Regions from separate parts of the Mus musculus genome. Here all the other regions are linked to region 1. The links are chromatin loops, found by intact Hi-C in ENCODE. Cell type or tissue: left cerebral cortex. All regions are shown on one strand. Each heading gives the region's core, and the rest is flanking DNA. Links, peaks and the distances in the headings are about the cores only.

The links. A loop is a pair of places that touch in the nucleus more often than their neighbours do. Peaks named below come from ENCODE experiments on the same cell type or tissue, not always from the same donor. Only the 100,000 strongest peaks of a DNase experiment are listed, where the experiment ranks them.
Region 2: it touches region 1 in a loop (1.8-fold over the local background); 4 of 42 quality-filtered maps call a loop at or near these places.
Region 3: a loop joins it to region 1, with 1.9 times the contacts of the local background. A loop is called at or near these places in 4 of 42 quality-filtered maps.
Region 4: it touches region 1 in a loop (7-fold over the local background); 6 of 42 quality-filtered maps call a loop at or near these places.

Annotation. Positions count from the first base shown.
Region 1 is chr19:4,507,666-4,513,283 of GRCm38, reverse strand. It overlaps a transcript of Pcx not described here. Among named protein-coding and RNA genes, the nearest start is that of 2010003K11Rik, 12 kb to the right of the region's middle. In left cerebral cortex, for the core only: no CTCF peak of the experiment used is centred there; a DNase peak (open chromatin) is centred at 2,990; H3K4me3 peaks cover 1,850 bases; H3K27ac peaks cover 771 bases.
Region 2 is chr19:4,557,495-4,563,112 of GRCm38, reverse strand. It overlaps a transcript of Pcx not described here. Among named protein-coding and RNA genes, the nearest start is that of Pcx, 34 kb to the left of the region's middle. In left cerebral cortex, for the core only: no CTCF peak of the experiment used is centred there; DNase peaks (open chromatin) are centred at 3,291 and 4,777; H3K27ac peaks cover 2,279 bases.
Region 3 is chr19:4,570,974-4,576,591 of GRCm38, reverse strand. It overlaps a transcript of Pcx not described here. Among named protein-coding and RNA genes, the nearest start is that of Pcx, 21 kb to the left of the region's middle. In left cerebral cortex, for the core only: a CTCF peak has its summit at 3,145 (motif pointing right); no DNase peak of the experiment used is centred there.
Region 4 is chr19:4,613,238-4,618,855 of GRCm38, reverse strand. Pcx (pyruvate carboxylase) reads right to left here. Exons shown (of 20, transcript NM_008797.3): 11 at 1,132-1,276; 12 at 802-891; 13 at 336-714. It overlaps Lrfn4 (leucine rich repeat and fibronectin type III domain containing 4), which reads left to right and starts at 3,189. Exons shown (of 3, transcript NM_153388.4): 1 at 3,189-3,893; 2 at 4,342-5,618. The coding sequence starts at 4,352. In left cerebral cortex, for the core only: CTCF peaks have their summits at 447 and 3,099 (motif pointing right); DNase peaks (open chromatin) are centred at 3,627, 3,938, 4,459, 4,766 and 3 more places; H3K4me3 peaks cover 2,256 bases; H3K27ac peaks cover 2,047 bases.

The DNA of each region.
Region 1 (5,618 bases), core at 473-5,472:
CCTCCTAATGACCACGGCCATTGCCCCAGACTGACTTCTTTCTGTCTCCCCCAGCTTCTGCCCTACTAGCCTCACTGGTTTTCACCCTGAGCTTTTCAAATTTATCCAAACATTTATTAAGCACTATCTTGTTCCCATGACAGTGTTAGGGACACAAATGATGATAATGTGGAATTTGGGAGGACATGCACCCAGCACACAGCATTTGGGATAGTGCAAGAGAAAAGCAGGAGGGAACTGGGTGTGCACCTATACCAGAGCTTGTGAAGTAGAGGCAGAAGGATGAGAGCTGAAGGTCAGCCTCAGTTACATAAAAACTCTTCTTTAAAAAAATGGGCTGGAGAGATGGCTCAGCAGTTAAAAGAACTGACTGCTCTTCCAGAGATCCTGAGTTCAATTCCCAGCAGCCACATGGTGGCTCTCAACCATCTGATGCCCTGAGGACTACGACAGTGTACTCACATACATAAAAAATAGACAAAATTAAAAAAAAATCTCTGCATGGTGGCACATGTCTTTCTTCTTCTTCTTCTTCTTCTTCTTCTTCTTCTTCTTCTTCTTGGAAAAGCAATGTTTTTTTCTTTTTTTAATTCTTGGAGATTATAATTACATTTCTCCCATTTCCTCCCTCCAAACCTTTTCATATGCCCTTCCCAGACTTCTTCAAATTCAAGGCCTCTTTTTTCATATAGATAGATTAGATATAGGTAGATATTCCTAACTATAGCCTCCTCCATCCACATTATGTTGCTTGTATGTATGTTTCCAGGGATGATAGATATAGGTAGATATTCCTAACTATAGCCTCCTCCATCCACATTATGTTGCTTGTATGTACGTTTCCAGGGATGATCATTTAGCATTGAAAAACCAATTGGTGTGCTCTTCCCTGGGGACGACTCCTTCTCCCACTGCCAGCTTTCCTGAGCTACCTATAATTCTCTGTGCAGGGTTGGAGCCTTGTGGATCCCCCTATCCCCATTTAGTTTAGTATGTCCATTGGTGTCACTCTTGATCAAATCACATTTAGACACCCATGTTGGTGAGATTTTATAGGTACAGCTTCTAACATTAATTATAAGGAGACACAATCTTGTAGCAAACTCCCTGATCCTCTGGCTCTTAAAATCTTTCCATCCCCTCTTCTACAATGTTCCCAGAGCCTTAGGTGCAGGAGTGTTTTGTAGTATGTAGCCATTAGGGTTGGGTGTCAAGTGCCTTTAATCTTAGCACTCAGGAGACAGAGGCAAGTGGATCTGAGTTCGAGGCCAGCCTGGTCTACAGAGTGAGTTCTAGAACAGCCAGGGCTACACAGAGAAACCCTGTCTAGAAAAACAAAAATTAATAAAATAAATAAATAAAGACTTAGAGATGTAACTGTTGGCATGTGGTTGTAACCCCAGCACTTGAGAGAGACAGGCAGGGGGGACAGGGGGGGGATCATGAGCTCAAAGGCAGCCTGGGCTACACTGCAAGATCTTGTCTCCAAAAATGAAGAGTTTGAGAGTTAACAGTGAAGAATAGTCAAACAACAAGCTTTAGCTGTAAGCAGGTGGAAGGCTCAGCATGTCCACCCCCAACAGGAGCAGAGCATTTGCATCATATACAGGGAAAGGGTGACAAGCAGGAGGCTGGAGCCAGGATTGCTGGAGGCAGTGGGTGAGGGAGCAACGGGGAAGGCAAAGACTGGGGCTCTAGCTGTGATCTAGGGACTGAGTCTATCTAGCTGGCTCTTCGGACTTCAGTTTTCTCAGATGGAGATCGGGAGTAATTAGCCTGGATGACCCGTTTCATAAAATGAAGAGACCTTCAGATTTTTAAGAATTTCAAACCTGCCAGAGACCTAGAAATCTTATTTGATTCCAAAGCTTGTGACAGGAGAAAAGAGCCCTGCAAAGGTAAAGCAACTCCCTCAAAGTACACAGGGCAGTCACTCTGGGAGGAATCTGCACGCACAAGTCCTCAAAGCCAGGGCTTCGCGATTGCCCAGAAGGGCACTTCCCAAACGCACTTCAGACTTCGTATACGCTGTAGAAATAACGGGCAGTGTCCGGGCACAACTCCTGAGGGATTTTGGGCGGATGGATCACTGAATCTTGGGAGGCTCAGAATCCCTTCCACACCTGAACCAAAGTGGAACCCAGGGGCTCCTAGGAGCTTCCCCCTGAAGATGTGGTATAAACATCAAGAACAAGAAAAAGTCTCTCTCAACGCTCCCGGCATGGATTTCATATGCAGTATGATGGGGCTACTGTGAGCGCCCCATTCTGACAGACTGGAGTACGAGCCCTCACGGGAAGCTGGCGCGAAGCACTTTAGGGCTTGAAGCGTCAGTTTCTCTATCTCGAAAATGGGCCCGCAAGAGCAGGATTAAGGCCAATGTGGGCCGCCAGAGGGGTGGAACGAGTTGCCTGCGCCTGAAGGATGCTCCGGCAGCCAGGGGCTCCTGGGAGCCCAGAGCAAAGGAGGGGGGCGGGTCCGTGCCTCCCGGGTGCCCGAGGGGATTGGGGGGAGGGACTGTGCACGTCCTGTCGCGCCGCGTCGTGCAATGCCGGCAGCCGTCTCCCCGACACTCGCGGAACCCACGTCGCCTTGGCGCGCGCCACCCTTACATAAGCGTCCCCGGCGCCGGTGCCGGTGCACTTCCACCCGCAGCGACTTGCACCAGGAAGAGTAAGGTGCAGAGCGCCGCGGACACTCACCTCCGCCCTGCCGCCTCTAGCCGTGGCCGCCGCCTCTGACGGCCCCTGCCTCCACTGACAGGGAACAGCTGCGGTCTCCGCGCAACCAAACTTGCTGCAGCCCTGGCTCCGCCCGTAAGACTTTCCATTGGTGGAGACAGCCCAACCCCTCCAAAGATTGGATGACTGGCCCTATCATTCACCGCTCCCCCTTTCAGGACTCCTCCCTGCACCCACCTACCCCTCGCGTTTAAGCCTTGGCGCCTCACGTCGACTCCGCCCCTCGCGTCCCCAGAAGACCTTGTGATTGGTGAAGAGGCGGGAAGAGCCCACCCCCTACGCGCCGCCGCCTACTCTCTTTTCTTGAAAGCCTCACGTGGGCCGTCTGGCGCGGCCAGGGCCCGCAATAGGCGGAAGTGGTCCGGCTGGAAGCTCATCCTGATTGGCTGACGGCGGGGGTGGGGACGTGCAATTCATTCACTCGGGTAGCACGTGTCTCTTAAAACCGCAACCATAACAGATGCACGGGGGTTGGAACAGCGCTGCCAGACGCACGTACTCTTTAGCAGATACAGAAGAGGTCGCAGGAGAAGCGTTAGCTAAGGACACGAGGAAGCAGAGAGCGCCGGTACCACCTGGGGTCTGTGTCTGCGTCCTGTAGAAGCTGCGTGTATGGAGGTGGTGGTCAGGAGCCCGCCTCTGTGTGACCTTGGAGCAGCAGCTTCACGTCTCTGAGCTCAGGTTCCTGATCGGCAAAGCTGGGCCGCTCGGAACCTTAAAGGTTTTCTTTCTAGAAGGTTCAGTGTAGCTAATGAAAGTCACCCAAGCAACTCCAAAGTCCTGCCTTCCAGTGATAGGAGACCAGACAGTAAATAAACTTAGTCCATCATCATTGATCAGGCCAAGAAGAGAAAAATAGACCATTTCCTGACAGGACAATCAGGAATTATGAGAACATCGCGTTAAACAATAATTGCTTACTAACTCCGACTCTACTGTGTAGATCTTGCCAGGGGGCTGCTGGGCAAAGTGGCACAGGTATGTCACACTAGTATTTAGAAGACTGAGTGAGGTAGGAGGATTTCAAGTTCAAGGTGGGCCTCTGCAGTATGGCTTCTCTCTCTCTCTCTCTCTTTTTTAAAGAGAGAAAAAAAAGGCAATTCCAACTTCTGGTCCCCCCTTTATCTGTCAGAACCCCTACCTTGCATGAATCTAATACAGATGGATTTATATTCCAATTTTCCAGATTCATATATTACTTTTAAACACTAAGTATGTGTTTGGTGTTATACTAGGAAGAGTGGTGAACAAGACCTAGTGTCAGCCATTGTATCAAAGACTTCATATGCCTAACAACAATGACACACAAAAAAAGCCAGGCATAACGCCACAAAACTCTAATCCCAGCACTTGGCTGGAGGATCAAGATGTGGGTTGGGTTTTTTTGGTTGGTTGAATTTTGCTTGTTTGAGACAACAAAGTCTTCCTATGTCTTGCCTGGCCTGGAACTCACTGTGCAATTCAGGCTGGCCTGGAACTTCTAGATTCAAGTGCCTCTGTCTCCTGAGTGCTGGATTAAAGGCATATGCCACCACACTCAACTGAGGAGCAGGAGTTTTAGGCCTGCCTGGGCTACATAAGAACTTGTTTCAAAAAAAAATATATATATATCATTATTTATCTATGGGCATGTCTGTGTATAAGGGCAGAGGTGTGTCAGTTCACCTGGAGTTGGAGTTAAGTCAGAAAAAGAGTTTAAACTATGTGACCTTGGGCAAAGGCCTCTACCTCTCTAACTGGCTTTCCACATGAGAAGAGATTACAGGAAATGAGTCTGTCAACTATTGATCCTGTTTACTCTTCGAGTACAGGAATACCTGTGATTTCCCACGTCCTGTCTATAGTTAACTTTCCTCTACTATGTAGGTGTAAGACATGGAGCATGGCGTCCTTCAGAAAGGTTTGGCTGGCCATGGTCTTTGAGTGAGATGGTGTGACTTGATCCTTCTTGGTTCCTGTAAGCACTGAGTTCTGAGCAGAGGACATGAGGTTGCCTGAAGGTACACATGACTTCTACACCCACCCCAAATGACTCAGACATGAACAAAGAAACTGATGGAGGCAGAACCAAAGAGTGAGAGGACAGTTGTGAGCAGGGAACTGTAGGCTCTGAGCAGCACAGAGTGAGGGGACAGTAGTGAGCAGGGAACTATAGGCTCTGAGCAGCACAGAGTGAGGGGACAGTTGTGAGCAGGGAACTGTAGGCTCTGAGCAGCACAGAGTGAGGGGACAGTTGTGAGCAGGGAACTGTAGGCTCTGAGCAGCAGCTGTAGCACCTACTTTATGGAGCCCAGGTCTGCCCAGGCTTTCGTGTCTGTGATGACTTTTCCTGGCAGGGTTGGGGATGGCTCCCATTCCAGGCCCCGTCGGCCCAGTGACCAAGCTGCCTGACCTAAAGCTGGGGTGAGAAGCTTTAGCAGGGTTGGAAACTGCTTCTCAGCCTGGGCTCAGTACCACTCATGGCAAGGTCTTGGGTAGGAAGCTCTGCCTTATACGTGTCACTGGAAGTCAGAAACAGCTGTAGCCTCCCAAGCCACCCAAGCCTATCCCTGGGGACTGAGGGGACTGAGGGCCCTGCATTTCCACTCTGGTTTAGGAAACTCGCCAGATGGGTCTGCCTCCACACTGAGAGGCCTCTGAAGTATTTCCCAGGCTTCTGTAGTGATAAACTTCCTGGTACGCTAAAAACAAAACCAACCTGATTTCTGGGCTCACACCCACTCTTAAAGATTATGTGTCAGGAAGTCTGGGGTGGAGTTCAGAAATTTTTTTATTGATTTTTTTTTTTTTTTTTTTTTTTTTACTGATAATTGAAATCTTGGGGAACTTGGCTAGAATCCTAGGAAATTTCAACAGAAGGTGAGACCAGACAAAAGG
Region 2 (5,618 bases), core at 370-5,369, 50 kb before region 1:
AAATAAATAAATAAAATATTGTTACAAAGTGACTGAACTCTGAGAACAACCTATGTGAAAGAAGCCAGATACAAAAAGGTATAAGTAATACAATTCATTTAAAACAGTGAAGTCCAGGGACACAGAGCACATAACTGCTGTCAGGAGCTGGGAAGAGAGATGAACAGGGAGGAACTGCAACTGCTAATGGGCACAAGGTCTCCTTGTAGGGTGATGGGAATATTCTAGAATTAGATAGTGAAGATGGTTATTCAACCTTGTAAATGTACTAAAAAAACCATTGAATTTCAAACTACTGAATTACACACTGTTAAAGGGATGAATTTTGCCAGTTAGGCCTGTAATAACAGCATTTTAGAATACAGAGATGAGGGGAGGCAAGTTCAAGTCTCAAAACAAAGGGTAGAAGAAAAATTCTAGCCAGTCACAGTGGTATGTGCCTAAAGTCCCTGCAGCTTGGAAGATCGAGACAGGGTGACCACTTGAGCTCTTGAGTTCAAGATCAGCCGGACCTACATAATGAGTCTTGTGTCAGAAGCGGGTGGGGTTGGGGCTGTGGAGGTAACTCATGCCTATAAGCCCACAGCTCAGGAGGTTGGGGCAGGGAAAGTGCCTGAGCTTCATAGTAAGCTCCAGGTCAGTTTGCTATGCAGAGTGAGGCCTTGTCTCAAAAACAGACAGCTAAGACTAAATGCACATTCCCCGGTCAACCCTAATTCTAACCCAGTCTCAAAAACAAGTCAGTAAAGTGATGATTGCAGAGAAAAGACCTGAGTCAACTCTTGTCACGCACATATGGAGAAGCTGTATGAAGCAGAGTGCATCTGTAACCAGCCCTAGGGAAGCAGAAATGGCAGGATCCCTGAGTCTTCCTAGCAGCCAGTCTAGCACATTGGTACAGCCTAAGATCAGAGATCTTGTCTCAAAAATAAGATAGAAGCCAGGCGTGGTGGCGCACGCCTTTAATTCCAGCACTCGGGTGGCAGAGGCAGGCGGATTTCTGAGTTCAAGGCCAGCCTGGTCTACAGAGTGAGTTCCAGGACAGCCAGGGCTATTCAGAGAAACCCTGTCTCTAAAAACAAAAAACAAAAACAAAAACAAAAAACAAAAAAAAACCACCCCCAAAATAAGATGGAAAACAACCAATATCAGAACACTATACATAACACACACAAGCACGGATGTACACACAGTACATTTTATATGAATACATATCAGTAAAGCTGTATTTAAAAAAAAATGTTAGGGCTTCAGTTTAGTTCTGTGTTATAGCACTCATGAAGCATGCATGAGGTCCTGGGTTATACCTCCAACACTACAAAAAATTTACCCAAATTCATTTTTTGTTTTTTTTTTTAAGTTAGCAACTTTTTAATGAAGACTGGACACCTACTTAACTTGTATGAAGTCCAGGGTTCAATCCTTTTTTTGTTTGTTTGTTTGTTGTTTTGGTTTTTCGAGACAGGGTTTCTCTGTGTAGCCCTGGCTGTCCTGGAACTCACTCTGTAGACCAGGCTGGCCTCGAACTCAGAAATCTGCCTGCCTCTGCCTCCCGAGTGCTAGGATTAAAGGCGTGCGCCCGGTGTACCAGGGTTCAATCCTCAGCACCTATCACATATGTTCTTATGGTTTAATCTACTGTGATGTTAATCATGAGGAAGACTGAGACTTGCTCAGACATGTAGTTGCAAAAGGAAGAAAATATTTTAATAACCTCTAGATGACTGGGGCTACTCCCCTTGACATTATATCCGAACTCAATAGACAAGCAGTTCTCTGTGACAGGAAATCTCAAACCTCATGAACTTTTCCTACTCTGTGACTTTAAAATTCACTGGCCTTTCTCAATGTATAAATGGGTTTTTTGACCAACATGATTTTGTAATCTCCTGTGCTGGTCATCTGGAAAATACTGGCTCCTTGCATTACAGTGTTCTTCTGGAGAGGAGCATGGCACAGACTGAAATGAATTAATAAAACACCACCGGTATAATATCATCACCAAGGTCAATGTTGTTGGAAAGGCCTTTCAGTATTTTAAAAGTACCCAGCCCAGGACAAACTCTAATTTGTTCTTTCAAGCTCTAATTTCACCAAGGCTATATGAATTGTTAGCTATTTACTTTGAAGCAACAGATTCATCAATGTTCATTTTTTTTGGGGGGGGGGGTGGAGTTCAGAAAGCACTCAAATCTGTGTATCTATAGTCTTGACCACAGTTTCACATCAGTGCATTCTGAAAACCCATCAAGTTCAACATGCAACTCATACAACTGAGCAAGAGCTTTTCCTACAACCCCCACAGCTGGTAAGTAAAGTGCTTAGTTCCCACTTCATCACACAGAACGGTAAGAACATGTGCCCAAGCACAGCACATTAGTGTTGAGTAAATAAATCTGCTTCATTAAGGTCAGCGTTAAATGAAGTGGAGGGCAAGGGCCTGGGATGGTGCTCATTCCTGGAAAGATGTTGCCAGTTTTGTCTCTAATTTAGCCCTAAGTTAACATCATTGGTGAAAAGAAAAGTAATCTGTTAGTACTGTTAGGAAAATTGTTCTGCTCTGAAGACTACCTTGGACTGGGTTTAAGGACCTGCAAGTGCCTGGGGAGCCCTCTAAGAACCGCTGGGTGAGGACAGCACGCCCTCCCAGATTGAAGGCAGTGGGATAATAAAGCAAACAGCCACGCCTGCTGTGTGACTTATGAAGAGCCATGAGCAGATGTGACTCTCCCAGACAGGTGGGAGCTGACCTGTGTCTGCAGGACGGGTGGCCTCCAAATACAGAGCTGGCTGAACAGGCTCCTTCCTCATTGCCAAACCCAACAACACAATTCCTACTCCCCGGCCTTGCACCACCTTTCCCTTCCTTTGACCTCCAACTAGAGGACCAGTATAGAGAGTGGATGGCTAGGGAGAGAGGGTGGGAGGACAGCGAGGGAAGGGAAGCACAACCCACATCTCCTGCCTTTGCCCCAGGACCCACCATCCCCTTCCTGAAGATACTTCTCTCACCTAGACCCAAGTAAGCTCCAGGCACTTCATAGGGAAGGTGCCTTTTTTGACCCTAAAATGGGCCCTACTCAGAAGTCACAAACATAAGACCCCTCGCTGGCTCTCAAAGCACTGTACCCCCATAACAAACAGCAAGCAGCATGAGGGCTGCTGGGAATGGATTTTTTATTTTCGATGAGACTGTAACACCAGCGCCCACAGCCACAGTAAAGCCACTTGGCTAGAGCTGAAGAAGGAAAACAAAGTGCCATTCAGGGCCCAGGGACAAACAATAGGCCCTTATCCTCTCTTCTGGTCCAGGCCCAGAGCTGCTAAGCAGAACTAGAAGGCACAATGGGCAGCCCCTGGGCAGGGTACCCCTTAGATGTGTGTGGTCCCAGACAAACTTTGTGTGTGTGTATGTGTGTGTGTGTGTGTGTGTGTGTGTGATCTGTATACATGAAGGACTTGAACCATTAAGTATTACTCTGCTAGTACCATTCTGATAGCCCAGTGACACAGGTCCATATAGGAAATGTCACAACTGCCTCCTGGGACTGGGCTTAGACATAGACCAAAATAATTACATGGGACAGCTGGCTATCCTTGCCCAGGGATACAACTCAAGAGCATCCCAAAGGGTTAATGTGTGCCAAAAGGGCACAAGATGGGAACTGTGAGCATTTGGAGGAAGGAACTCCAAAGTGTTCCTTGAGGTGTGGCCGGGGCCAGAAGCCACTCTTGAGCAAACAGTGGTACTTCTAAAAATATAATCACAATCATGGGTTTGAAAGGTTTGTCCTCAAAAAATGGGTGAGGAATTAGAAGTCTAAACACTTCCTGTTTCCCATCTCTGGGGCGATCAAGCCACCTTGGAAACAGTAAACAGTGAGTCCCTGGGTCTTCACACTCCCTCCTATTGGCTACAGGATACGTTGAGTGTAGCACCTTACTGGGCCAGCCCCTCAGTGAGGCCCAGAGGTGAGGTACCAAAAAAGGAGAGCAAAGAAAGCCTTTACTGAGAGGCTAGGATCAGGCAGTATGAATTGAGAACAAACCCAGATGACTCCCAGATTGGTAACCTCTGCTGAAGCACTGAATTCAACTCTAAACATGCTCTGTCCCCTAGGGGCCAATTCTGCCACCCATACCAGAGCTGGTTAAAGGTAATGCCTGCAAAACCCTAGGCTGGGCTAATGAGAAGAGGCTCACCAGATCATCAGACAGCACCAATCATGAGCCTAGCAGGGCAGCAGGGGGCTGCTCCCGCTCCTCTTTCACTCTCCACTTGATGACAGGGAGAGACAATTCTGAGTTTGAAATGTGCCTAAGGTTCAAGTATCCTGCCAAACTGCCAGTCAGAAGCTGCCAGCTGCAGGAGACAGATAGCTACAGGGGAGGGAGGATCCCCTAGAGGCCCCCATGGGCTTGGGGCGTGCTCCTGAGCGCTGTGCTTTTCCTCCACAGTATGATCACAGCATTAACTGCACAGGCTCTGGCCTTCTGCTGGCTTCTTTGATGACAGGAGATGTCAGGGCCTTCTTTTCCCTACTGTGTTCCCAGCAGGTATCTGAGACTTACTCCTTCAGCTACAGAGCAGTACCCAAAGCCAGGTCTATAGTACAGCACTCCATGCCAGGCAGCTACACAGAAACTAAGGGTGTGGAGTGATGCAGCCCCACCCACAAAGGGCTATGCTGGTGGCCTTCCCTCAGAGGAACTCTGGGGAAATGGGCCAGGGATCTCAGGAGGCAGGATGCCAGGCTCCAAGGTTCCCACTACACATCCCAAAGTCTCGTGCTAAAAGGAGGAGAGAGGGTATCCGGGCAGCAATCCCAGCTCTGACAAGCATGCACTGGTGGGTGATGCCTGGTTCCAGCCCAAGGCCCCACTTTGGTTCTGTCTCCTCTCTTAGTCCAGGCGCCAGCAATTGCTCGAATCTTCCTGCTCTTCAAGCTAAGTACTCTCTACCCTGACTCGAACTCCCTCAAAGCTCTCCACAGTCCCCGTCCTGTCCTTCTGCCCCCTCATCCCCAGTAAACAAGCTCAGCAACTCGCATTTCTTTAGCCCCAGGGTCTGCTGGAACACACACTACTGTTGGCAGGACTTGGCAAAAAAACAAAACAAAAAAAAAAATGCCCTTTGTGCAGGGGCAGGTTCTCTTTCCTGGCTCTCCTGTCCATTCCAACTGGGTAAATAGTTATGGAAATAAACCCAATGGGAGAATAAGATGGAACCACAGAAAGTGTACGGTGGACTTAGCCCTTTGTAACTTCCAGTAAACCATTACTGGAAAACTCATAGTCCCCTCAGGAATGTATGTGGAAAAGCTCTGCTTAGGAGAAGGAGCTCTGCAAATCAGCATAAGCTTCTGGGGGGGGGGGGGAGCCTTCTCCTTTTCCTACCTAAAATAAAGGAATTGATAAGCTAAGAAAAAAAGTATGGGATTCTAGAACTAAGCTCCAAGGAAGACTAGGCCAGTCCAGGGCACCCTAATTCTGGTGTACAGTGAAAGAAGCTGCTGTCTACTGTCACTGGGCTTTGCCTCAAACTTTGGTTCAGGACACCAATCTTTAAATTGTATATCCACTGCCCTGGTTGCCGTTAGAAAGGAAAGGTCTGGAAA
Region 3 (5,618 bases), core at 373-5,372, 63 kb before region 1:
GAGCTCATAATGACCAACCTGCTTCCCAGCCTGTCTCCATCATCCTTCCACTTCCTGGACCCTGTACAGCTGCCCACCTGCCTCTGCCCTATGTTTTAATCATCATCTCCTTTCCCTCTAGATGGTCCCCATCTGGAACACCCTTTCCTGTTGTATGACTACTATTATGGGTCTGAGTTATGTGTCCCAGTGTTTCTTCCTCCAGAAGTCCTACCATAACTTCAAGAAATAAGGTGGAGTCTTTTGTTGTTGCTGCTGTTTTTTAGAGACAAAAATGTACTGTGTAGTTCACGATGGTCTCATTTTGAGATCCTCCTCCCCACCCCACCCCTCCTGAGTGCCGAGCTTATACACTGTAACTAGCAGATTTTGTTAAAGTTATAGACCATCCAAGGATGGATATAACAGGAGATGTGACAACTGTAACATGACCAAGAAAGACAGAATGTAGGTCAGCTTAATCGATCTCACAGCCTCAAAGGCTGACTATATCCCCACCTCCACCTCAGACTCCATGTTGGCCAGGGAAGAAGCAGATGCTTTGAAACAATGGGTGGAGTGTAAGCTGAACAGTTTGACAACTGCATCCTCCTAATCACCCCCAGAAGAACAGAGCTCACGTTCTGGAGAGGTAGAGCAGGAAGAAACCTCTGAGCCGGATAGGGCACAAGGCATACTGGAAGACTAAAGATCTTGCAAAAGTGGGGCAAGGAATTGGAGATAAGTGACTCTGCATTTTGCCCCTTCCTGCACACCATTCCTAAAATACCTAGAGCATGAGGGGGGGGAAAGATTTCTGGATGTAAGACCCCTCAAACAGCCCACCTCATCACCTAACCTAGAATAAGACCAAATTGAATCCCATTCACTTTGGACTCAGGCAGCTTTTGAATCTCCCACTCCTAAAACATCTAGGCAAGCCAAAATCATTGGGCTGATTTATTCAAAGAAGACAGAAAGAATGTTGCAGGGGGGAAAAAAAGCAATTTAGAGGCAGTAGAATATGCAGGGAGAAGAAAAATCATATCGTTAAAATCCTCAGGGAAATAAGACCATATCCCAAAAACAATGGAACATTATACATGTGTTCTTAAAGAACTACTCAGGGGAAAAGGCGCTAGGAAATTAAAAGTATGTTGGAAACAAACAAAAACATCAATAGAAGGGTTGGGGTGCTAAGGTGAAAGGAAATCTAGAAACTGAAGCAAAAAGACAAAGAAACAGCACATAAGTCAGGGAGGGGATACGATGAGAGGGTCAGTTAGAGATCAAAAAGCTAAATGATATGAGTTTCAGAGAGTGGTGAAAATAAAGAGGAAAAATTAATAATAATTCAAGGAATTCCCAGGGTAGACAGAGAAGGGCTGGTTGGGAGTATCATAAACACACCAATACCAAGATGGACTGACGGGGCAGAACAGTCACAAATCAGAAAGGTTTTGGATTTCGCAGCAGTTTGAGACACTACAAAAGTACAAAGCATAACTTCAAACTTGTCAAAGAAAAATGACTCTCAACCTGAAATGTTTCTGTCCACTTAGCTACAGATCATGTATGAAAATAAAACAACAAAGTAAGTCAGATATGGTAGTGCACACCTGTCTACCCCAGCACTCAGGAGGCTCTGGAGGAAGAAGGATTAAGAAACTGGAGGCATGGTGTAGTGGTGCAGGCCTTTAATCCCAGAACTTGGGAGGCAGAGGCAGGTGGATCTCTGTGAGTTAGAGGCCAGCCTGGTCTACAGAGTTAGTTCCAGGACAGGACAGTCAGAGTTACATAGTGAGTGAGACCCTGTCTTGAAATGTCCCTTTCCCACAAAAAAAAAAAAAAAAGAAAGAAAGAAAGAAAGAAAGAAAGAAAGAAAGAAAGAAACTGGAGGCAGAGGCATGCTTGTCCCAGTACTTGGGAATGCAGAGGCAATCTCTGTAAGTTCTAGGTCAGCCTGGTCACACAGTGAGGTTCTAGGCTACACAGTAAGTCTCCGTCTTCCAGTCTTTCTCAGTCTCTATCTTACATATCCACACACACATGCACGGGGGTTGGGGGAGGATAACTCTAGAGCAAAACCCTGCTACTTAAATAAATAAGTTTAGTAAGACTAGACCTAGCTGGGCCATGGTAGTGCATGCCTTTAATCCTAGTGCTAGGGAGGCAGAAGCAGGCAGATCTCTGTGAATTTGAGCCCAGCCTGGTCTACAGAGTGAGTTCCAAGCCAACCTGGACTACACAGAAAAAGCCTGTCTCGACAAAACCAAACCAAACCAAACCAAACCAAACCTAGGGCTAGTGCTGTGGCTTGAACAGGAATGGCCCCTGTAGACTTACATGCTTGAATGCTTGGCCACAGTGAGTGGCACTGTTACTAGGAGGTGTGACTTTTTGGAGTAGTGTGACTTTGTTGGAGGAAGTGTCACTGTGCTGGTGGGTTTTGAAGTCTCCTATGGACAAGCTCCACCTAGTGTGGAATCCAGTCTCCTTCTATGATCTTAGAATCAAGATGTATAGCTCTTGGTGCCTTCAACACCATGTCTGCCTGCATACTGCCATGCTTCCCGCTGTGATGATAATGGACCATTAAACCTCTGAAACTGTAAGCCAGCCCCAATGAAATGTTTTCCTTTATAAGAGTTGCCATGATCATGGTGTCTCTTCACAGCAATGAAACTCTGAGATAGCTAGCCAAGTTTCCCCAGAAGCTGTCATGGTGGGATCTATTCCTACAAGGGAGCAGTAGGCATTTGTGAGCATGTGCACATGTGTGAAATTCCCTGAAGATGCTTTGCCTCTGATCACTATCACGCAGAGGCTGGAATTACAGGTGGTTGTAAGCTGCCAGAGATGGGGGATAGGAACAGATCTCAGATCCTCTGCAAAAGCAATACACACACTGAACTGCTGAGCCATGTCTCCAGTACCCACGGGTTTTTGTTGTTTTGTTTTGTTTTGAGACAGGGTTTCTCTGTGTAGCCCTGGCTGTCTTAGAACTCACAGCCTGCTTCTGCCTCACAGGTGCTGGGATTAAAAGCATACACCACCACCGCCTGCAATTCTTAAGGTTTTTTTTTTTTTAAATATTTATTTATTTATTTATTTATTTATTATGGATGCAGCATTCTGCCTGCATGTATGCCTGCATGGCCAGAAGAGGGCACCAGACCTCATTATAGATGGCCATGAGCCACCATGTGGTTGCTGGGAATTGAACTCAGGACCCCTGGAAGCAGTCAGTACTCTTAACCTCTGAGCCATCTCTCCAGTCTCCACAATTCTTAAGCTTTTAATCAGTGCATTCTGAGTAATATGAGATTTCTCTTGGTCCTGCTCAGCCTTGGGTAGACTTGAATCATCCCTTGTTCAGCAAATCTATGCTGCATCTGTTACCCACCTGCTATCACTTGGAGTCTAAATTACCAAAAACTGTTCTAGTAACAGAGCACTTTTGTTCAGGCAACTGTCATTTACTTACCAATGGTCCCAAGTGCAAGAGCAGCAGGGCTCCATAATATGCTTCCTTTAAGTGATAGTTTTTGACTTAATAAGAAAAGGAAAAAAAACCATAGGCTAAGACTGCTAAGATCTTCAGCAAGAACGATTTTATGTGTTGTCAAGTGGTGGTGGCACAGGCCTTTAATCCCAGCGCTCCGAGGCAGAGGCAGGTGGATCTCTGTAAGTTACGGCCAGCCTGGTTTATAGATTGAGTTCCAAGACAGCCAGGGATACAAAAGAAACCTTGTCTTGAAAAACAAACAAACAAAAAAGGATTTGTGAAACAATGAAGAAGAAAAATAAATTAAATTAAAATAAATAGTTTTGTTGCTATACCTCAAACTGCAAAATATCTGCACCACGAGTACCAGAGTAAGTACCTTGTTCATGCCACCACTAGGTCCGCGTCATCTCAGAGCAGCACTGCAAGTGCGAGGACAAGAGCTTTTGAAAATCGGGGCAGGAATGTGGTGTGCGTGTGCGTGTGCGTGTGTGTGTGTGTGTGTGTGTGTGTGTGTGTGTGACTTCCAGCACTTTGAAGGCAGAAGCAAGAGGGCTGGAGTTTTAGGCCAGCTTGGACTATATGGTGAGGCTTTATCTCAAAACAACCACCACCACTAAAAGAGCAAAACCAAAATATTTTGAGGAAGTTTTATTATAACAAATATTGTTGATTTATGCCGACCTGATTTATTCAAAGGTAGTGTATAGGTAAGAGTTTGAAACTATGAGGACTCAGGCGTCCTGGACCCTCGCTGAAGGATAAAGGGTCTGCTGTCCTCCCACATGCACACACACACACACACACACACACACACATCTGCCTCATCTTTGTCATGTAAATGTGGTATACACAACTAGCTCCAGGAGCACAGCAAAAGAACTAATTTCCTGCCTACTCTATGCCAGGCACCTTTTAGCTCACTGAATTTTCCCCATAATCTCACAGGGATATAATCAATCAACCCAAATTTTACTGATAAGAAAAATGAGGCTCCTCAAGACCCACGTGAAGTAGCAAACTCCAGAATTATTACTGCCATTCAATTTCAGAACCCCAGTTTTCCCACCCAAGGAACCTGGCCTGGTGCCTGCTCATAGTGTGGGTTCCAAACATACTTAATTGAACCAAAATAAAATTGAATTGGAATGCAAATGTTCTCCTGGAGCCAGGATCTTCCCATGCTATAAGATCTAGAAAAAGGCCTGTGAGCCAGGGCAGTGGCTAAAGCTAACAAGGAAGTGAACTAAGAATCAGTTAGTTCCCTATTGTACCCAGGAGCCTCTAAAAGAGTAGGAAGTGCTCTTAACAGCTGAACTCTCTCCAGCTGGGAATAAAAAGGCCCAGCTTTTTTATGTGGGTTCTGCTCCTCAAACTCTGGCCCTTATTCTTATACAATAAGTACTTTACTAATTGAGACAGGGTTTCACTACGTAACTATGGCTGTCCCAGAACTCACTACATAGATGAAGCTGGCCTCAGACTCAGAGATCCACCTTCCCCTAGCTCCCAAATACTGGAAGTAAAGGCATGTGCCACCAAGCACACCTAGCCCTTTATATTCGAAATATTGCAAATTTTTAGTAAACTTTAAGTTTTTTCCATGTTGACTTCAGAACTTCAAAAAAATGTATTAAAACTCTGAATATATTAAAAGCATAAGATTAATACATATTATATATTATATATAATAGTATATCCAATAGTGAGAATGCTGGTTCATACCATAATTTGCTTGTTTTGTTTTGTTGAGACAGGGTATTGATAATGTAGTTCTGGCTATCCAGGAGCTTGCTGGCCTCAAACTCAGAGATCCGCCTACCTCTGCCTCTGAGTGCTGGGACTAAAGGTGTGTGCCACCTTGACCCAGCAGTCGTTCTTTAATCTTTTAAAAGCTTAAAAGCTTTAAAAGTCACTGTTTTTCCTAGTGACTGCACCAGTTTACATTCTCATCACAATGTGCAGGACCCCCTCTCCCCACACTCTTTATCAACACTTACTGGGTCTCAGGTAGTTCAGGCTAGCCTTGGACTGATCCTTCCCAGGACTACAGGCACGTTGCGACATGGTCCGCTTCACGTGCCCCTTTGGTAACTCTCATTCTAACTGGCGGGAGGAGGTGTCTCCTGGC
Region 4 (5,618 bases), core at 283-5,282, 110 kb before region 1:
TATTTCAAACTGTGAACAAGGCCTTTTCCAGGACAGCCTGGACCAAGTGACTGGCACTGGCAGAGCCATCCAGCCTGGCTGAGCCTGGAGGACAGTAAGATTCTTAGCAAGGAAGGGTAGCTGAGGAGAACACTTGAGCAGAGAGCCCTCAGGCCCAGTTTCAACCCCAGTTCCGTGCTGTGACTCCTGGGACAAGTCCTCTCTCTCAGTGTTTGCTGCCACAGAGACCCAGAAGCCCTGACGGCTCTGCCTCTGAAATTCTGTTTGGTCCCCAGAGGATACAGCCAAAGACTCTCTGGAGCCCACTGCTGTGGTCTCGGCAGACCCAGGCTTACTTGAAGACCACGTTGTCAGGGTAGTTGGTGTAGCCCACAGCATTGGCCCCCCTCAGTAGCATCTGGAACGGGATGTTCGGGATAAGCTCCCGGAGCTCCTGGAGCCGCCGCCAGGGGCACTCGTACAGGAAGCGCATGGCAACGTCGAACGTGGCGCCTCCCCAGTTCTCCATGCTGAAGAGCTTGTTGAAGTTGTGGGCAACATAGGGCGCAATCTTTTTGAGATCATGTGTGCGCACTCTAGTGGCCAGTAGTGACTGGTGGGCATCCCGGAAGGTTGTGTCCATCAACAGCAGCCCCTGGTGATTCCGCACAGCTCGGGCAAAGCCCTCTGGCCCTTCTCGCAGAAGGATGTCCCTGAAACCAGCTGGAGGTGGGCCTAGGGTAGACAAGAACATCAACGCCTATCTTACGGCAGCCACCTCCCACTGTCCCTTTGCGATGTTAAAAATGGACCTCAACCTACCTATGGGCACCACAGGAACAGCAGGATCCACAGGACTGGGGCTCACATTGACAGGGATTGGAGTGGTAGGGCCATTCACCATGACATGTCCTGGGGAGAAAGTGGGCACTGGGTCAGGGCTGCTCAGAGGAGTCCAGGGCAGCAGTGTGAGTAGTGGGTTCTGGGAAGGAGGCTTTCTCCAGGACACCTGGGCCTCTTGGGTCTAGGCAGTGGAAACCTAATAAGGGACATGTGGACAGAAAGGAGGGTGCAGGACCTTAACAAGGGCAGGGGTACAGGGTGGGAGATAAGAAAAAGTCAGCAGGAAAGAGAAGGGCAGCGCAGGCAGACCGAGGTAATGTAGCAACTTCTGGGCCCGGTTCTGTGCAGGCCGAAGCTGGAACAGCTCAGGGTTCTCATCGATGAACTGGGTGTCCACTGTGCCTGCCAGGAACTGCTGGTTGTTGAGAACATTCTGCAGGAAGGGGATGTTGGTCTGCAAGACAGAGGCGGAGGGGTCACTGGGCAGCTTAAGGGAGGGAATGGGAGACTCGGGTGCTCCTCTGGAGCGCTGAGGCTTCCCCCACCTCACCAGCATTCCGGCAATCCCTGGAGTTGCCAGGGGCTAGACGCACACCCTCCGCCTTTACTCACCCCAGAACATATGCCAATGCCATCCCCTTGTGATTCAGTCCACACACTAAGATCTAACACCTCCCAAGGCCTAGAACCTAGCTCCGGGAGCAGCACACACCACCCTTTAACCCCTGCCAACCACGCTTCTTGAAGCAATTTTCACGAGGCCACCTCCTGCTAATTCCAAAGGCATCCTCCCATCTTCTTGCTAACAGCTCCCACCTAGACACTCTTTCCTGACCTCTTCTTCTACCCTTCCACTTCTCACATGCTATTGTCCTTAGGATATCCTGATCAGGACCTGCTGCTCCTATGACAGTCTCTGTCTCTGGAGCCAAGTGGAACCATCTCTAGTACATCTGCACTCCCCATGGAGCTCAGCAAGCCCTGCATCCCATGCTCCCAGCCTATCTGCCAGATGGATACCTTGCCCTCTACCCTGCCTACCCATCTTTTCCTGTGTGGCTGGGCATGCTGGACCCCTGTCTCATGACCAATCCTGTACTCTTAATCTCTTCTGCTCAATCCACACATTTCCCCCAAGCTGCCTCTACACAGTCACCCTTGCCCACCAGCTTCTGATAGGAAGTCATTAATGATTACAAAGCAGGACCCAGCTATCTGTGTGGGTGTGTGGGCCTTGCATCTGCTCGTCTCCTGGAAACTTGCCCATGCACCCTCCCCTAAAAGGGACCAAAGCATGGCACTTAACTGTAAAGCCATCTGAAGAACTGCATAAGGGTGAGAAGGACCCTCGAAGTCCCCAGCCACCACGCAAATTCCTCCCCTTTGCGACTACTGGACCTCCCACCATTGCCTCTGCTGGGAAGCTCCCTGGCAGTAGGAATGGGGCCAGGAACCACCTGGCTCCCACAACAGGCTACCACATGGCAGATACTAGAATACGTGTATATTTGGAGTGAATGGAAACTCTAGAGAAAGAAAAAGAAGTACTTGCCACCACCTCATATCACAGATGACCAAAGATCCAAATTATTTTTGCAACAGCTGGGGTGTCCCAGCAACAAACCAAGCATTGGCTTCCAGCTGCAAGGACTTAGGCCCCTCAAGCTGCAGGGTTTCCTTAGGTGTGAATGGTACAGGCAATTAACAGCCCTGGGTCTCCATGAGAAAAGCGCTTCTGTAGTTAAGTAACTTGCTCAAGGCTGGGCAGCTGTACCAGGCAGGACTAAAATCCAATCTCTTTCTCCCCTAGTTCCTGCCACCCACGCACTCCTTAGAGTCAGGTATGGAGGGAGGGGAAGAGCAAGATGGGGTCCAGGTAGCCTGGGACGAGAAGATGCCCCGCAGGAGGTGGTAACTTCCTGTCCCAACTAAGTGAAAGCACTCCTGGGAGACAAACACGATACCCAACTTGGTTCTGAGTCCACCTCACATTTTAGACCGTTCGGACTACACTCCCGAGGAGGCGGCCCCTCTGGAAGAGGGAAGGCGGAGCTATGACACGGAGAGGACCACTGACGCACAGCTTCAAACAGCGTGCCACAGCCAGCCTGCTGGGAAACCGCGCAGCACAGACCAATCCAGCCGGAGGCGGAGGCCGGTTGGCTGGGGAGCGCCCGGCAGGGCGGGAGGGAGACCGAGCAGAGAAGGGAGGGGCGCGGTGGGGCGGGGCACGACGCCAGTCCCCTGGCCAAGCCCTCAGGCCCCACCCGCAGAAGCCCTGTTGGGGGCGCCACCCCAGCCCGCACCCCCCCCCCCAAAGGGCCCGGGCCTGTGGGGGATTCTTCACGTGACGCGGTGATGCAGAACGGTTGTGACCTTCAGTGTGTGTCTGCGAACGCGGGGGTCCCAGTAACAGTGCGGGTTTGCACCCGGCCCTGCCCGTGGGTGCGGGGACGTGTGGGTGTGTGGGCATATGTGGGCGTGTTGGGGAGGGTGCCCAGAGACATGTGACAAAGACCCGTCTCTGGGAGATGGTAAAGAGGCCTAGAGCTGGCGCTTTGTCTGGTTGTCTGCAGAGCCGCGGCGCCCGCCTGAGCGGTTGCAGGATGCTTGGGCGCCAGGGTGGCCGAGGGCGCGCGCGTCCGTGCCAGGGTGAGTGCGCTGCGGCAGCGCCGTGGGGCAGAGCGGAGGGTTTGGCTGGGCCTCGGGCGTGACTGGGCGCCACCCGTGGGCGCTGCAGTGGCCGCGTGTCCCCGTGACCTCCCGAGCCCGGCTGGGGCCCGGGTGGATCCCTGTGCCCCTCCCGGTCCACCTTCCACGTGCGTGTTCGCGGCGCGCGCGTCCGCCAGCGCGCACCCGCCTGCCTGTCGCCGCCGCCGCCACCGCGAACGGCGCGGAGAAAAGGTGCCGGGAGCCGAGAGAGCCGGGGCCGAGGGCCCGAGCGCCATGGGCCGGAGGGCGCGCGGCTGGCGGGCCCGGCCTCGCCCCCGCGAGAGAGCGGCCTGGAGTCGGCAGGGGCCGGCTGGGTCCGCGGGGAGGCCAGCCCGCGCCCCCTGAGCGACGGACACCAGGTGAGCCCCCCCTCCCCCGCCCCGACAGGGCTCAGAGGGAGGCCCGCCCGGGGAGGAGCCACAGTCCACGCCAGGGATTTGGGGGACGCCATCCTCAGCCACGAAGAGGAAGGCAGGGAGGGGGGAGGGGGCTGGCCATTCCAGAGGATGCCAGAAGGAAGTTCCCGGACCCTCCCTGCTCTTGGCCCTCCTCCACTTCCTGCCTCAGGCCTCACCTTGTTCCCAGTACCTGGACTCCCTTCAACTGCTTGGGAAATGTGACCTTTACTCTGGGGGGCCCTAGTCTGCAGCCCCAGCCATCTTTTCTCCCTGGGGTCCTCTGTGAGCCTCTTACCCAAACCTTCCCCAGTTCAGACTCTGGAAACTGGTTCCTGGGACTGTGCCCTGGGCACAAGTGGGCACGTGCCCTAGCCCCACCTGTGCCTGGGGCTGCGGCCCTTTCCCACAGGGCACTCACCATGGCCCCGCCGCTCCTATTGCTGCTGCTGGCCAGTGGAGCCGCTGCTTGCCCGCTACCCTGTGTGTGCCAGAACCTGTCGGAGTCACTCAGCACCCTTTGTGCCCACCGAGGCCTGCTGTTTGTGCCACCCAACGTGGACAGGCGCACAGTTGAACTGCGCCTGGCCGACAACTTCATCCAGGCCCTGGGACCACCTGACTTCCGCAACATGACAGGGCTGGTGGACCTAACATTGTCTCGAAATGCCATCACCCGCATTGGGGCTCGCTCCTTTGGGGACCTGGAGAGCCTGCGCTCCTTGCACCTGGATGGCAACAGGCTGGTGGAGCTGGGCAGCAGCAGCCTACGGGGGCCTGTCAACCTCCAGCATCTCATTCTCAGTGGCAATCAACTGGGCCGCATCGCCCCCGGGGCCTTCGACGACTTCCTTGACAGTCTCGAGGACCTGGATGTGTCCTATAACAACCTCCGGCAGGTTCCCTGGGCTGGCATAGGCTCCATGCCTGCCCTGCATACCCTGAACCTGGACCATAACCTCATCGATGCACTACCCCCAGGTGTCTTTGCTCAGCTCAGCCAGCTCTCCCGCCTTGACCTCACCTCCAACCGCCTGGCCACCCTGGCACCTGATCCACTCTTCTCCCGAGGCCGGGATGCTGAGGCCTCACCTTCTCCCCTGGTGCTGAGTTTCAGCGGGAACCCACTGCACTGCAACTGTGAGCTGCTGTGGCTGCGGCGGCTGGCCCGGCCCGATGACCTGGAAACCTGCGCTTCTCCACCAACCCTGGCAGGCCGCTACTTCTGGGCAGTGCCTGAGGGAGAGTTCTCCTGTGAGCCTCCGCTGATTGCCCGGCACACACAGCGCCTGTGGGTGCTAGAGGGCCAGCGGGCCACCCTACGGTGCAGGGCCCTTGGTGACCCTGTACCTACCATGCACTGGGTTGGCCCTGATGACAGGCTGGTTGGCAACTCTTCTCGAGCCTGGGCTTTCCCCAATGGGACCCTAGAGATTGGGGTGACGGGCGCTGGAGATGCAGGAGCCTATACCTGCATTGCCACCAACCCTGCTGGTGAGGCCACAGCCCGAGTGGAGCTCCGGGTACTGGCCTTGCCCCATGGTGGGAACACCAGTGCTGAGGGGGGCCGTCCTGGGCCTTCGGACATTGCTGCTTCTGCTAGAACTGCTGCCGAAGGCGAGGGAACTTTAGAATCTGAACCAGCAGTGCAAGTGACGGAGGTGACTGCCACCTCTGGCCTGGTGAGCT